Linked DNA regions of Homo sapiens: region 2 is linked to region 1. A link is an interaction called in ENCODE POLR2A ChIA-PET data of the cell type or tissue named here. Cell type or tissue: Panc1. All regions are shown on one strand. Each heading gives the region's core, and the rest is flanking DNA. Links, peaks and the distances in the headings are about the cores only.

What was found. Peaks named below come from ENCODE experiments on the same cell type or tissue, not always from the same donor. Only the 100,000 strongest peaks of a DNase experiment are listed, where the experiment ranks them.
Region 2: POLR2A ChIA-PET joins it to region 1 with 15 read pairs; 2 of 35 experiments call an interaction of 5 or more read pairs at or near these places.

Annotation. Positions count from the first base shown.
Region 1 is chr6:111,387,561-111,390,482 of GRCh38, forward strand. REV3L (REV3 like, DNA directed polymerase zeta catalytic subunit) reads right to left here. Exons shown (of 32, transcript NM_001372078.1): 6 at 2,526-2,620; 7 at 1,546-1,650; 8 at 441-525; 9 at 205-353. Among named protein-coding and RNA genes, the nearest start is that of REV3L, 94 kb to the right of the region's middle. In Panc1, for the core only: no CTCF peak of the experiment used is centred there; no DNase peak of the experiment used is centred there.
Region 2 is chr6:111,579,354-111,582,275 of GRCh38, forward strand. TRAF3IP2 (TRAF3 interacting protein 2) reads right to left here. Exons shown (of 9, transcript NM_147686.4): 3 at 844-1,036. It also overlaps TRAF3IP2-AS1. Among named protein-coding and RNA genes, the nearest start is that of TRAF3IP2, 25 kb to the right of the region's middle. In Panc1, for the core only: no CTCF peak of the experiment used is centred there; no DNase peak of the experiment used is centred there; H3K27ac peaks cover 1,574 bases.

The sequences.
Region 1 (2,922 bases), core at 191-2,690:
ATATGGTAACAGTTTGCACTAACTTCAGGATACTGCTTACCTTTAGAGATGTAGAAAGGGTGACAGAATGGGAGAAATTTTTGCTATATCCACAATATTTATTTCATAGGGAAAAAAATCCCTAGCAAACTCAATCAAATATTAACATCTCAGTGCTAGATATCTGTTCTAGTAGTTTCTGTATACATGAAAAGAAAATCTTACCTTTGCTTGACTCTTTGTCTTTGTGAACTTCTACCATATTGGCTGGTGTACACTGAAGCATTTCAGGAGACAGAACCTCAGAGTGCAATGTTAACTCAGCAGAGAACTCCTGGGATCCATCGCTGTAGTCCACAGATCCTGATAATGTTCTGCTTAATTAAAACATATCCTTTATAACAGACTACATAACAAAGGAATAAAATTAGTTCTGAGATCTATAATAAATAACCACTTACACAGAGAAATCATTCTGTTTGAGAATTTCCTGAAGTCTCTTCTGAAATTTTTTTTCACTTTCTGTTGCTGGCACAAACCTGTGATCTTTGAATTTTAAAAGTGCATTAAAAAATGTAAATAGCAAATGAATGAAATATTTTCCCTTCTCCTAAAGTAGCTTTAAAAATGGTGGCAATTTCCTATCTTTCTCTAGATATACATAATACAACCTAACTGTAGTTTTACCATAGAATCACACAAAAGAGAAACGGTTGTTACTAAAGTTATAAAATTAGGCACTTAAGTCAGTTCAAGATTAAGTTCTATAATTATAATCTAAATCTAAAACAGAAAAATTGTTCTCTACCTATAAATATATTGTATCCTAAAGCTAAAAATTTCCCCTCATAAAATATATTTCTATTTTTAAAAGTATAAAAGGCACTCAAAGTTTATCAAAACATTTTTAGTGCCTAAGATATAATAATTTTAATTGAACTTCAATATAGGCTTACTGCTGTATTTTGAAATAATATATCTGCCTTTTGAATGATGTCGTTCACTCTTTTACCTTTATTTTTAAAACTGTTGTATCCATGGTATTATCTAAACCCCCTCGAATTCTTTTTGAATGTGGCACCATTTAGCAATAAATGTTTCTTTAGAGCTGTACATATTGAACAAAGTGAGAGCTTATATGACATACTCAGAAAATAAACTGTGGGCAGCATTTCAATGGCTACATTTTCAAAGCTTAATGTATTAAACAGTGTTTCTAAGTTGAGATTCATGATCTTCTGTGAGTTTTCTATAGCTCATTTGGAAATACAGAGGGCTAGAACATACTAGAGAATGAAAACAAAAAAGTGAGGCAAGAGGACAAGGTACATTAAAAACAAAGAACAGTAAAAACGTCAACTTCTTACAAAGAGATAATAAGCGACAATTGGAGACAGCTGTAAAGATAAATAGTGGCTGTACAGCAATGACAACAAGAAAAATACATACAAAATATAAAGGTCATTTGAAAAGTAAAATCTAATGTCAAAGGAACAACTCAATGACAAACTTTTCCATTAAAATACTTGATTTAAAAGAATAATCAGAGCACTATTAGGTTTATACCTTGTGACTCAGGTTGGCTCATTTGAGAAGTTTCATTTCTGTTTCTTCGCCGTTGCTTTTCATCTTCCCATATGGCCTGTAGACCAGGGTTTCCACCAATTTGAGCTGTAATCACAATAATACTTCAATACTACAGGGTCAAAGTAAGAAATGCCTAAAAAATCTAAACTTTTCTTTAACAAATACTGCCTTTAAAAAAACCAATCACATATTTTGTGTAATAAAGTGGACAAATTATCCCAACCTACACTTACTATGTTACTCCTTTTTTAGTTTTCTTCCTAGTGGTTCCCCAAAATCCAGCAAGTGAATACAATTCAAACATCTGATGATAGTCAATAGACCTAAGAGTCCCTTTGCTGATATATAATATGAAAATTAAGAAATTAAAAGGCACAGTACATTAAATTGCTTTATATTAGCTAATTTTATTTAGTGTCACACTTATTTTAGTATCATCTATTCAAATATAGTCATTTGGACAAAAATATAAACAAAAAATTAATACCTCATCAGAAGTATAGAAGCAATCTTCATAACATTTTGTATCCTCCTTCTATAATATCTTAGTTTCCTCGTAAAGTTTTCTTTCCTACTTTTTCTATTCCATTTTGGTCATTAATTTTTTTTTTTTTTTTTTTTTTTTTTTTGAGATAGAGTCTTGCTCTATCACCAGGCTGGAGTGCAGTGGTGCGATCTTGGCCCACTGCAACCTCCGCCACCCAGGCTCAAGTGATTCCCCTGCCTCAGCCTCCCAAGTAGCTGGGACTACAGACGTGTGCCACCACACTCAGCTAATTTATTTTGTATTTTAGTAGAGACGGGGTTTCACCATGTTGGCCAGGATGGTCTCGATCTGACCTCATGATCCACCCACCTTGGCCTCCCAAAGTGCTGGGATTACAGGCGTGAGCCACCACACCCGCCGGTCATTAATTTTAAAAAATAAAAACATATATTAAGAATAATTGTGTATGAACCTTCAATGTCCAGACGATTTAAGATATCAGCAGCTACAGCATCCACTTCTAATTCACATGTACTCTGTGGTTCAACACCTTCCAATATTAAAGAGCTGCAATTAAAGGATATAAAAAACATAATAATTATGTGAGAGCAAACTTTCTAACATTTTTCTTACTTATACAATTATCTTACATTTAGCTTGTACCCAGAAAACCTGATATATTAATTCACAATTATTCTGACAAAATTGATACTTTATATGTATATATAATGAAAAATAGGATGAGAAAAATACAAAACATATTATACTGACTACCCTAGATCCTTTTGAAGTAAATTCTACGTATTTTGGTTCATTATATTTTATATAAAAGGAATATAAAACGTTTTAGCATATGGTTATACCCGGGG
Region 2 (2,922 bases), core at 169-2,668, 190 kb after region 1:
GACAACTGAAGTCATGAAAATACGGAGTTAAGCATAGGAGAGACCTAATAATGGTACTCAACATGTATGAATGTTTTTATTACAAAAGAAAATAATAGGCCAGGCACAGTGGCTCATGCCTGTAATACCAGCACTTTGGAAGGCCAAGGTGGGTGGATCACTTGAGCCCAGGAGTTCAAGACCAGCTGGGCAACATAGGGAGATCCCTTCACTACAAAATATACAAAAGTTAGCTGGGCATGGTGGCGCATGCTTCTAGTCCCAGCTACTTAGGAGGCTGAGGTGGGAGGATCGCTTGAACCTGTAAGGTAGAGGTTGCAGTGAGTCAAGTTTGCACCACTGCACTCCAGCCTGGGTGACAGAGCAAAACCCTGTCTCAAAAAAAGAAAAGAACAGGTAATTTTAAATTTTGATGGAAAATTAATTGAATTTAACATTTTAAAGTAAGAAATAGGCTTAAACAGGAACAGACACTAGACATATAAAGAGTTGGCTAACAGTGGAAGTCAGTCGTAGTAAAATCAAAAATCTATTTTGTGGACTAAAAATTCAGATGATCTGAAAATAAAAGAAAGGGGTGTGACTTGGAGAACATCTGAAGAGCCTTTCCTTCAAGAGAATTTCGACTAGTCACTAGTGGCTTTCTATGTCTGATAAAGAGATCCTTGTCAACCAGCTTCCGTTTCCTCCTGACCTGAAAAGTCTATATTGGGCATTCCACTATGTGACTTGCTCACTAACGTGGGTTAGCAAACCTATAGAGAATTCTGTTACATCTTCATTGCATTGGCATAATTCCTTTCCATGTTAAAAATGCCTGAAGGTTGGGCCTGTCATACTTACTGGTGCCTTGGAAGCCCCGGAAAGGAGCAGTCTCTCTGTGCGGGCCTCTCTTCGTGGTCCCAGGGGCTGGGATAATTCAGGATAACCTTCTGCACAGGGTGCAGGCCTCTCACACTGGCTCCAGGCAGGGGCTGCCCAGGCAGAGCCGGCTGGATCACTTGCTGGTAGGCTGCTCGAGGGTAGTCATGGCCATCTGTAGGTGAAGACAACAAAGACAACAGGGAACATCAACTCTAGCTCCTTCGTGTGAAAGGAGTCATAAGCTCCATGCTCATTTGTGTCTTGATCCCAGCTGAGGGGTCCAGATATCTGTTACCACCTCTGTGATGTTTGCCGTATTTCTCTACTGTTAATTACTTGAGTGTTTTCACGAAATTCACTTTTTTTTGTCCTAAATAAAAACATCTGCGAAATCACCAGTTTGGTATTCCAGCTGGAGAGCTCAAAAAACTTTTCAAAAAACTCTACACAGGCTCCTCTTTTCGTAAGATACTTAGGAAAATCCAACCATGAAGAACCTCTTTCACACCACCATTCCTACCACAATTTCCTTCATGTCCCGAACCCAAGGCTAGGAAAAATTATCTGTATGATAGATATAGAATCACTGCTCTGTATTTTCCTCCCCCAAGTGGACATACACGTGCATGTGCACACACACGTGCGCGCACACACACACCCCACTCTCCTCTTAAGAAGAGGTAAATGAATGAAAACTTGGCTCATCCTCCTGGGAACTAGCCAACCAACTGGCAATACCCTCCAACTCCCTTGGTCCTCTCCTGCTACAGCCTACGTGCACTTGGAGCCAGGGCTGCTTGAAGAGGGCTGGGCTCAGAGCAAAGCCAGAGCTGGCAGTGACTTATGTGAATGTGCAACCTGGGAGAAAGTGGGTCCCAGCCAGGACCAGGAGCAGGAGGGTCCCCAGGGAAGGGCAGCCTGCTGCTGCCAGAGTTAAGCATAGGAGAGACCTAATGCTTAATCACGCAAAAGAATAGAACTAAAAGCCCAGAGGAGAGATGCAGGGAACCAAGTAAGGGTGAGAGGGAAGGGCTCTGAGGGAATGGCCCAGGCCCAAAGGGGGTAAGGTGTTGGGAAATACGAGAGATGCAAGAGGACTGAAGTGAGCCACATGGTAGCCCTGCAAGATGAGCAATGAGCACCTCCTAGTGATCCAAGCACTGCCCCTCCTACCCACATAAGCAGTAAGACGATCCAGGAGGAGGCGTAACTAGTTAGGACAAGAAGGAAGGTGTTTTGTTTTGTTTTTTAAAAATCCTCATTGATCTTAAAATTATTTTGATTCTTTTAAGATCAACCCTCATTGATCTTAAAATTATTTTGCTGATTATAAATGTAATAATCAAGTTTGCCTGCCATGTAGATAGGATACATATATGGATGTACAGCAAAATAAAACTGGCAAGTAAACAAAAAAGTGACTGATAGGTTGAAACCAAAATGAGAAGCTGAGAATGTGGATAAAAATTGATTCTTAAGGCCAGGCGTGGTGGCTCACACCTGTAATCCCAGCACTTTGGGTGGCCGAGGCAGACAGATCACCTGAGTTCAGGAGTTCGAGACCAGCCTGGCCAACATGGTAAAACCCCATCTCTACTACAAATACAAAAATTAGCTGGGTGTGATGGCGCGCACCTGTAACCCCAGCTACTCAGGAAGCTGAGGCAGGAGAAACCCTTGAACTTGGGAGGCAGAGGCTGCAGTGAGCTGAGATTGTGCCATTGAACTCCAGCCTGGGCAACAGGGCAAGACTCCGTCTCAAAAACAAAAAAAAGAACTGTATTCTTAGCTTGGCAAAGCAGTCAGGAGCCATCTACGTTTTCAAAGGAACATTCAGGGGAATGATGGCCTCAAGTACAGAACAAGAGATAAATAATGTGCACGTTCACTAGTGTGGCCTCCTCCAGGTTCCCAGTGCCTAGACTCAGGAAACTGTTTGGGTGACCTGGCGATGTGCCCAAGCTAGTCTCTCAAGTGTGGTCAGATTCCCTGGACTCAATCTATTATTGTCTCCTTTGACCCATGTCACCACCTGGGTCCTTCCAGTCATGCTTCTTC